Linked DNA regions of Homo sapiens: region 1 is linked to region 2. Evidence: read pairs that join two places in POLR2A ChIA-PET (ENCODE). Cell type or tissue: PC-3. All regions are shown on one strand. Each heading gives the region's core, and the rest is flanking DNA. Links, peaks and the distances in the headings are about the cores only. Region 1 has its middle 48 kb from the start of FAM240B. Region 2 overlaps FAM240B (family with sequence similarity 240 member B).

Region 1 (4,393 bases), core at 80-4,079, 60 kb before region 2:
ATAACATTTTAATCACAGGAACCTTTTCCTCCAAACTTATCTGTGCAATTTATGCTTGCTGTTTACCTGGTAGGATATTTTCAAGTCAATTTTTTAAGTAGTAAAAAAACAAAAACAAAGTCCAGTTGAAATTATTATTGGAATCAAAATTAAATTACACATTATTTTTTAAAGAAATTCAATCTGGCCTGGCACGGTGGTGCATACCTGTAATCCCATCACTTTGGGAGGCTGAGGTGGGCAGATCACCTGAGGTCAGAAGTTTAAGACCAGCCTGCCAAACATGGTGAAACCCCGACTCTACTAAAAATACAAAAAATTAACCAGGCTTGTTGGCGCATGCCTGTGATCCCAGCTACTTGGGAGGTTGAGGCAGGATAACTGCTTGAGCCCATGAGGCAGAGGTTACAGTGAGCAGAGATCACACCACTGCACTCCAGCCTGGGTGACAGAGCAAGACTATGTCTCAAAAAAAAAAAAAATTCAATCTTTGCCATGTTTAGTTTTTCCATCAAAGATACAGAATGCCTACTCTATTATTCAAAGCTTCATTTACTTTTCATTCTCTCGTGTTAGTCTAATATAGTCTTCATGATTACCAATCCTATGTTTGTATTTTTTGGCAATATTATTTATGTTGTCTATGTTTCCATTATATCTTTTAATTAAGATTTTAGGCCCGGCGTGGTGGCTCACGCCTGTAATCCCAGCACTTTGGGAGGCTGAGGCAGGCAGATCATGAGGTCAGGAGTTTGAGACCAGCCTGGCCAACATGGTGAAACCCTGTCTCTACTAAAAATACAAAAATTAGCAGGGCGTGCTGGCGAGCACCTGTAATCCCAGCTACTCGGGAGGCTGAGGCAGGGAGAATCACTTCAACCCGGGAGGCAGAGGTTGCAGTGAGCCTTGATTGCACCACTGCACTGCAGCCTGGGGTACACAGCGAGACTCTGTTGCAAAAAATAAAAAAAAAAAATAAAGATTTTATCGATACAGGTATGCAAGTTCTTATTTTTTGTGCAAACTTGTTTCTAGTCACTTTACCAAACTTATTGCTGGATAGAGGTTTTCATTAGCTAATTCTCTTGGATGTCTGAGCTTTAAAGTTATATTATTTGAAAAAACTTAAATTATCTACACAAAAGTTCTGGAATCTTCACCATCTTGCTTTGTCCTGCCAGGCCTGCCTCTGCCCTCCAGAATAAAAGGGCCCTGGGAGTGATGTTGGAAGAGTTTCGCCATCCTTTACCCCAAATGGGCCTCTGGTCCATGGAATATTCCTGGAGGGGACATTTGTGGTGGCCCGTGGAAGACAGCGGACCAGTGAACAGTGTAGCAATGAAGGTAAAATAAGTTGTATTTCCAAAATAGTTTTTAATATAGCATCACATACTTCCACAACAATAATTAATTGGTCTCTTTGTTTTAATAGTTAAACGTTTATTTCTGCTGTTTCATGTTTTATCACAAGGACCAAAAGACCCAGAATGATTTGAATGTAGAACTGGGAACACAGGGAGCCTATAGGAGAATTCCCCCAAATGAACAGGTGGCTAAAGGCAAATGCCTCTCCTGACACATCAGAGCTGGGGCAGTCCCAAATGAGAGCTCCCTGGGGAGGCCCCAGGCTGTGGGGCGGCCACCTCTGGAGTGTGGATTCCACAGGAACTCAGAGGAGAGGTAAGGGGGAGGCCTTAAGGCCCCGGAACTGAGATGATGGAAAACCAGAGTCTGTGCTGTTTCATGGAGCACCTGGGGGAATCTGGAATGGGATCCTCTATCCCATGTCACCTATAAGAGAGATCATTGGCTTGGCTTTCTTTCCAGAAGCTGGGAAATATTCCTTTTATTTTATTATGTTTGCATTTATATTTTTCTTTTTTTTGGGGGGCAGTTTTTTAGTTTTGTAAAGAGTGTTCTGAATGGTAGAGAGAGGAGGTGGTGTGCGGTGTTTCAGCTTGTACTCAAAGCTCCAGCACCGTATTTCGCCTGCGCTACACCTACGGTGCTGAACCTCGACTGGCACAGCATTTGTCAGACTCCTCCTGGATGGACATTCCACGTCACTGACTATAAATTTCAAAAGGCTCCACAGAAAACTTCACCACACCAGGGTCACATTCTCAGAATAGAAGCACTCTTCTAACAGTCACATGAAATGAACATCAATGTCCCAGATGTTCCTACGCACCCTTGAGTCACTTTCTATTAGAGGAATAATCACGATTTGCCTTCCTTGATGTCTGAATTTATTTATATTGTAATGTTACTTATCTACTCACTTCACAGGTGTGGATGAGTCACAAATGGCAGCTAGAATCTTGACTAACTGCCTCTCACTGATGAATAAAACGGCAAGCTTTTGTAGGTTGAGCAAGGTTATTTGGAAGAGAAGTAATCTTTTTCTGTGTAGGCAAAATGCATGCAGTTTGTCCAGCCTAAGAGAAAGTGAGAAACATTGAGAAAATTAGACATTTAGCTACAAAGCTAAGGAAATTAAACATTAAGCTACAAAGTTAAGGAAATAATTATGAGTTATTAGATAATTCCAGTAGGGAAACCCCAATTGGCTTGGTGTCATCATTATGACAGTAAACTCAGTTTAAAAATTGTTATAGTAGTTTTATTCACAGGAGACCAAAACTGCAAACAACCCAAATCAAAACTTGAATGGAATACTATATAGCAATGAAAAATAATGGATCACTGCCATTCAAAAGAATATGAATGACTCTCAAAGGCATAACGTTGAGAAAAATAACACAGATCTGGAGAGTATTGTAATTACCACTGCATACAGCATGGGGGAGGAGGTAATACATGCAATGGGCCCCTGGGGAACTTTCTAGGTGCTAGAAATGTTGTATATCTTTATATGAGAAGTGGTTGTATGCTGTATAAGTATGTAAAAGTTCATTGAATTGTACATGTAAGATTAGTGTACTTTCTTATACTCTGTGTAAGTTATACCGCATTAATAATAATAATGCCAGTCCTTGAGGAAATGGTTAATTCCGGGTCTGGGCAATAGAAGTAGTCGGTGAACAGTTACCTTGTTATGTCAGAAATCAAGGGAGCACTGAAAGCACAAGAGGGCTGCGCCAGAGCAACACGAGAGCCCGCTTGAAGAGGTTCACGTGGGAGTGCATGGGTTTTTCTCAGAGAGAAGAGGAGGATAACTTCTTCACCAAAAAATACTAGTCCTTCTGAGAAATCTTCTCTGACAACCGTCCTCAACAGCTACTCTCCATCTCACTACCAGCTTCAGCTTCCCTCACAGCACTTACCACGGTCTGGCATTATACTACATATCTACATCTATTGATTGTCCTAACTTGTCTTGTTTAGCTCCCCAAAGAGACTATGAGCTCCATGAGGGCAGCGACTTTGTCTGGTTCTCTAAGGTATCACCAAAACCTAAAACAGCACCTGTCACATGGGAGGCACTGGATAAAAGTTTGCTGAGTGAATAAGAGCAGAAAAGGAACTCTAAGCCACAGCATCATACCCACAAGATGTTTAAAAGTTGACCTGTACACGTTTTGCAGTTTACATACTATGCTAGATGATTTGCCCTTGTCTTTGTTTTTCTTTCCCTTAATCTTCTCTGCTCAATGAGACTGGCCTGGAGGGCAGCCTCCAAGTGTTTTGTTTGTTTGTTTGAGACGAGTCTCGCTCTGTCACCCAGGCTGGAGTGCAGTGCCGCGATCGGGGCTCACTGCAAGCTCCGCCTCCCCGGTTCACGCCATTCTCCTGCCTCAGCCTCCCGAGCAGCTGGGACTACAGGCGCGCACCACCACGCCCAGCTATTTTTGTAGTTTTAGTAGAGACAGGGGTTTCACCATGGTAGCCAGCATGGTCTCGATCTGACCTCGTGATCCTCCCGCCTCAGCCTCCCAAAGTGCTGGGATTACAGGTATGAGCCACCGCGCCCGGCCTCCAAGTGTTATTATTATCCTGCACCCTGCACTGCACCTAGCCCAGTGGTTTTCAACCAGGGGCATTTTCCCCCGGAGAGCATTTGGCAATGTCTGGAGATTTTTTTTGTTGCCCACCTGGAGGTGGAGGGTGCTACTGGCCCCTAGTTAGTTGAGGCCAAGGATGCTGCAGAACTCCTAGGAACAGGACAGCCCCCACAACACAGTACCGAGCAGCCCAAAGTGTAAATACTCCTGTGGCAGAGAAACCCTCCCTCTAGACCAGTATCAGACATAATGTGAGTGCCTAAATAGCCGTTCATTGAATAATAAACTCTAATTTAATATCTTTAACATGACAATTTTCCTTTCATCTTTCTAAATAAGCAGCAATTTCTTCAATGCTCTTGAGTCTGAGGTTTTAGACAGAGTTTTGCAGTATGTGACACCTGAGTTATAAAATTGTATGTTTCATT
Region 2 (4,393 bases), core at 200-4,199:
CAATAAAGAGCATAAAAATAAGCCAGAGACCACAGACCTGCAGCCCACCAGCCAGTAGGCAAAGATACTGTGGGCAGTTTTGTCTGACCACTTAGTGGGGGCAGACCTGCTCCATTTCTGAACTCACTTCCACGCCCTGTCGTTGCAGGGCTGAGTTTCATTGGCCAAAACCAATGCATTTCCCCCCACTGCCTATACTTTAAAAAGGAGAACTATTGCCCTCTACCCATGAGTTTATAAAAACTGGGGAAACAAAAAGATAAATGCAGTAAACCTGATTTTTAGAGGTGGGAGTCAGAAGCAGATAATATTCCTAAGTGTTTATTATAAAAATAACCAGAATAACTCAAGTATGTGGCCTTCTGGACACTACAGTTATTTAAATTTCCTGCTCCTGCTTTTTGAGCCCCTGGGGAATGGAAGACAACACAGTTATCTGGGTTCTAAGAAAAATAAATGATCTTATATTCTGAGAGAATCTCAGGTTTAGAGGGAATTTAAAAGACATCAAGGCCGAGCGCTGTGGGCTCACACCTGTAATCCCAGCACTTTGGGAGGCCGAGGCAGGCGGATCACGAGGTCAAGAGACTGAGACCATCCTGGTCAAAGTGGTGAAACCCTGTCTCTACTAAAAATACAAAAATTACCTGGGTGTGGTGGTGTGCACCTGTAATTCCAGCTACTCAGCAGGCTAAGGCAGGAGAATTGCTTGAACCCGGGAGGCGGAGGTTGCAGTGAGCCGAGATCGAGCCACTGCACTCCAGCCTGGCGACAAAGCAAGACTCCGTCTCAACAACAACAAAAAGACATCAAGAGCACATACACGCTCCCCTGAAAAGTCTCTTCTCTTCCATCTGCATACACATGGGATGAAAGTAGCAAGTGGAAACTTAGAAGGCACGTGAGTGTGCACCTCTGAAATTGAGTTTATAAACAAAAATCAATTGCACAACAATAGAATGGAGACACCTGAGTTTGAAAAGTTGCTCATGTAAAAAATAGGAGCTTAATCTTACAGATCTTTAGAAGTGGCTTAGGAGGGTTCAGGTACCTAATGGGTTTATGTGTCTGCACATTGCTTAGTATTTCTTATTTCTGTGACAATAAAACCCTACTGGTCCATCCCACAGGAGATCACAGCGGCTTTCCCTTCTTCCCGACCACACAGAGAGAACAACTTGAGAAAGCAGCGCCTTTCCACTCTCATTTGAGCCCCGACGGGGGCACCACCATATGCATATGGCATAGAGCTAATGATTGTCTCTGCCTGGGCCAGGTGCAGAGGCAGAGAGAGCCACTGTTAGTGCCTAGGTTTTCCATCAATACCGCCAGGGAAATGTAAACATCTTTCATTTCCTGTTTCCTGCCTTATTTTGGTGTTTTCCTAAAAATGCTTTTCTAAAATTGCTATCAATTCTGTTCAAAGAGGGCCATACCAGCTACAGTGAGCCTGGTAAATGGGAGCAATAAATATAAAACAAGTTTTTTAAAAGTGGAAGGAAGAAGATGGCACAGCTCATCTCAAACAAAATGCACTTTCTTTTACAGAAGTTCTTGCACCTGCTGAAGTTCAGATTCACCAGCAGTTTTCAGCAAAACAAGCAGTGAGGCTGTGAAATAACATGGAGGGGTTGAGGCCAAGAGTCAGCACAGTGGCAACTGTCAATTTTAGTAAGACAGTCACTCCTTAAACATGTTCAGCATCACTCAGTAAATGTGATTATAGGGCCTGACCACAGAGAGCCCACAAATATAACATCCTAAGTGATGTAAGGGTGAAACTCATCACCAAGAGCTTTGCTAAAGGCTTCACTGGACGTGGTCCAGCACTGGGTCTGGGACAAGACGGGAAGCCTCTTATCCCCATGATCTAAGGCTTTCTAATTCTTACAGCCCAGCAACAGAGATAAATAAGCCTTCAATATGAGCTGAGTCAATAAGAAGCAAAGCATTTGATATCACGTATAAACTAAAGACAAGGAGACTGTATTTAGGTGGTGGTTCAAATTCAGTTAGCACTTTTGATGCTTGCCAGGGATCAGGAGATGCATTGTGAGTCCCCTGAACAAGCATGTGGCATGTGGGGAGGGGCATTTGGGGAATGAATGGTGGGCTGTGTTGGGGGCACTTTCCTGTATGTTACCACACTTCATCTCCACTTCATGGCTAAGCAAAGGGGCTCCGAGCAAGTGAAGGGCTTTCTTGCTCAAAGTCACAACAGTGCAAGTCCTCCACTGAGCTTTCTCTCCATCCTGGTTGTCAGGATGCAGCCTCCTGGCCTGACAGGGGAGGTAGGGATGCAGCTGTGTTTCGCAGGCAGGACAGCTGTGTCTACATGACCCCTAGTGAGTGGGCTGTGGCTTGGTGAAGAACTCCAATCCCGGTTCCTGCTGGAATGACAGCAATAGCGAGCCTGAACAGCCAGAGTGGTATCTGCATGCTTGGGTGCAGAAGCAGGATAGGGGGCTGCCCCATGAGACAGCGTAGGAAGGAGGAAAGCATAGAGAAAGCAAAATAGTTCAGGGTGCCCTGCAGCGAGAGCACAGGGAGGAGGTTTCGAGAAAAGCTAAGGAAGAAAGACATAGGTTCTACCTGCAGATAGAGAATGCATCCACTAGGAGGGGCAGGTAGGTAGCCCTCTGACTGCATCCAGCCAAACGCCATGTTTTCTTTGGCCAGTGTGGTGTTGGACCCTTTTGGAATGCATGTCTTGAAGCAGAGCACGTGCCCTTCAAGACCTAGTGCCACTGCTCCCAGTGGCTTCAGTCCTTTGGGATGCTTATGGATCCCTGAAGACGTCTGAGTTCATGTCCCCTCCTAAGTCCTTCCAAAGTTCATGCCCACTACTCTCAAGCTACTCTATGAAAACAGAGACCCTATAAGTGTTTTTTGATCAAAAAGGAATGAGAAGCAGAGCTGGCATGCATCAGATACTTCATAGCCTGATTTCCTTTGGGTTCACCCTAATTTTTTTTTTTTTTTTTTTGAGACCGAGTCTTGCTCTGTTGCTCAGACTGGAGTGCAGTGGCGCTGCCTCAGCTCACTGCAATCTCCACCTCCCAGGTTCAAGCGATTCTCCTGCCTCAGCCTCCTGAGTAGCTGGGATTACAGGCATGTGCCACCACGCCCAGCTAATTTTTTGGTTTTTTTTTTGTTTTTTTTTTTTGTTTTTTTTAGTAGAGACGGGGTTTCATCGTGTAAGCCAGGATGGTCACCATCTCTTGACCTCGTGATCCGCCTGCCTTGGCCTCTCAAAGTGCTGGGATTACAGGTGTGAGCCACCACGTCTGGCCCAGGTTCACCCTGAATTAATTTACTCCTTGGGTGTGTAGACAACACCCTGCTTTCAGCTATTTTCTGTAACCCAGTTCATGACTGTGCAGCTACAGTATCTGCTAGAGTAAATCCTCCTTCCATATCCAAACCACACCTTCCTCCCAAACAGAGAGGATGTAAAATGCCGTGCGGATGTGAGCAGGCTGTGTTCCTGCACGGGCCTCTCTTGTCTTCATAATGAATTTCTTTAGAATAAAATGTTCATTATCAATTTTGAGAAAAGAAGAGCATTTCAATGAGTACCTGTTTGACCAAGCTATCCTTTTTCTAAATACCGGGTACCCAATATGAACTTGCAATCTTTAGGGGTATTTTGTAATTTAAAAAAATCTGTGAAAATATTATGCATATAAAAGGCATTACCTTCTGCATACTTACATTGCAAATTCTGCATTTAACACCTTCCTCGCAGTTAAAAGCAAGCACTGTCTTCTTATCTTGAACTTGTACATCAGGAAAATGAGATGCCTTAGATGTTCCTGGAGCCTGAACAAAACCCACAGGAAACCTAATTGCTAGAGGAGGGCATGCATTCCACACCCTGGTTCTATGAATGAAAATGTAAAATCAGATGTATTTTGTTAGTGGCTTCTCTTTCAATGTCCAGTGGCTAGAAATTTATTAGAATTCTGTGCACTGAATGATTATCCTGGGAAAGAAAATAAGTGAGAAATATGCCCTTGAAAGACAGGAGCGTGTGCTCGGGTCAGGCTGGAGGACAGTCCCAGGGTGCAGAGAGAAATTCCAGAGGCTCCACGGCGCAGCTCCAGCCTGGCAGACTGCAGAAGGTGACTGGATGTGAGCGTTTCCCTTACCCAGAAAGCAGAAAAGCAATCCACGCTCAGACCCTCAATGTCTGAGATACTCCAAAGGGGCCGGCTCTTGGAAGGGGGTCATTTAACTTGAATAACTGAACACCCATTAAATGCTTCAGTGTATTAAAAACAAAATACGACTGAGCTTCTGTTCAAGAAGCTCTACCGCTCTAAGTCACAAACACCCCAGCGTCCATCAGTCACAGGAAAGGGTAAGGTCACTGAGCACCTGAAGTGGGAGA

The links. ChIA-PET counts read pairs that join two places held together with the same protein. Peaks named below come from ENCODE experiments on the same cell type or tissue, not always from the same donor. Only the 100,000 strongest peaks of a DNase experiment are listed, where the experiment ranks them.
Region 1: POLR2A ChIA-PET joins it to region 2 with 6 read pairs; 2 of 35 experiments call an interaction of 5 or more read pairs at or near these places.

The regions. Positions count from the first base shown.
Region 1 is chr9:38,766,321-38,770,713 of GRCh38, reverse strand. No RefSeq gene overlaps it. Among named protein-coding and RNA genes, the nearest start is that of FAM240B, 48 kb to the right of the region's middle. RefSeq lists an enhancer at 1,660-2,859. In PC-3, for the core only: no CTCF peak of the experiment used is centred there; no DNase peak of the experiment used is centred there.
Region 2 is chr9:38,706,387-38,710,779 of GRCh38, reverse strand. The region is part of intron 1 of FAM240B (family with sequence similarity 240 member B); the gene reads left to right. Among named protein-coding and RNA genes, the nearest start is that of FAM240B, 12 kb to the left of the region's middle. In PC-3, for the core only: a CTCF peak has its summit at 2,598; a DNase peak (open chromatin) is centred at 1,779.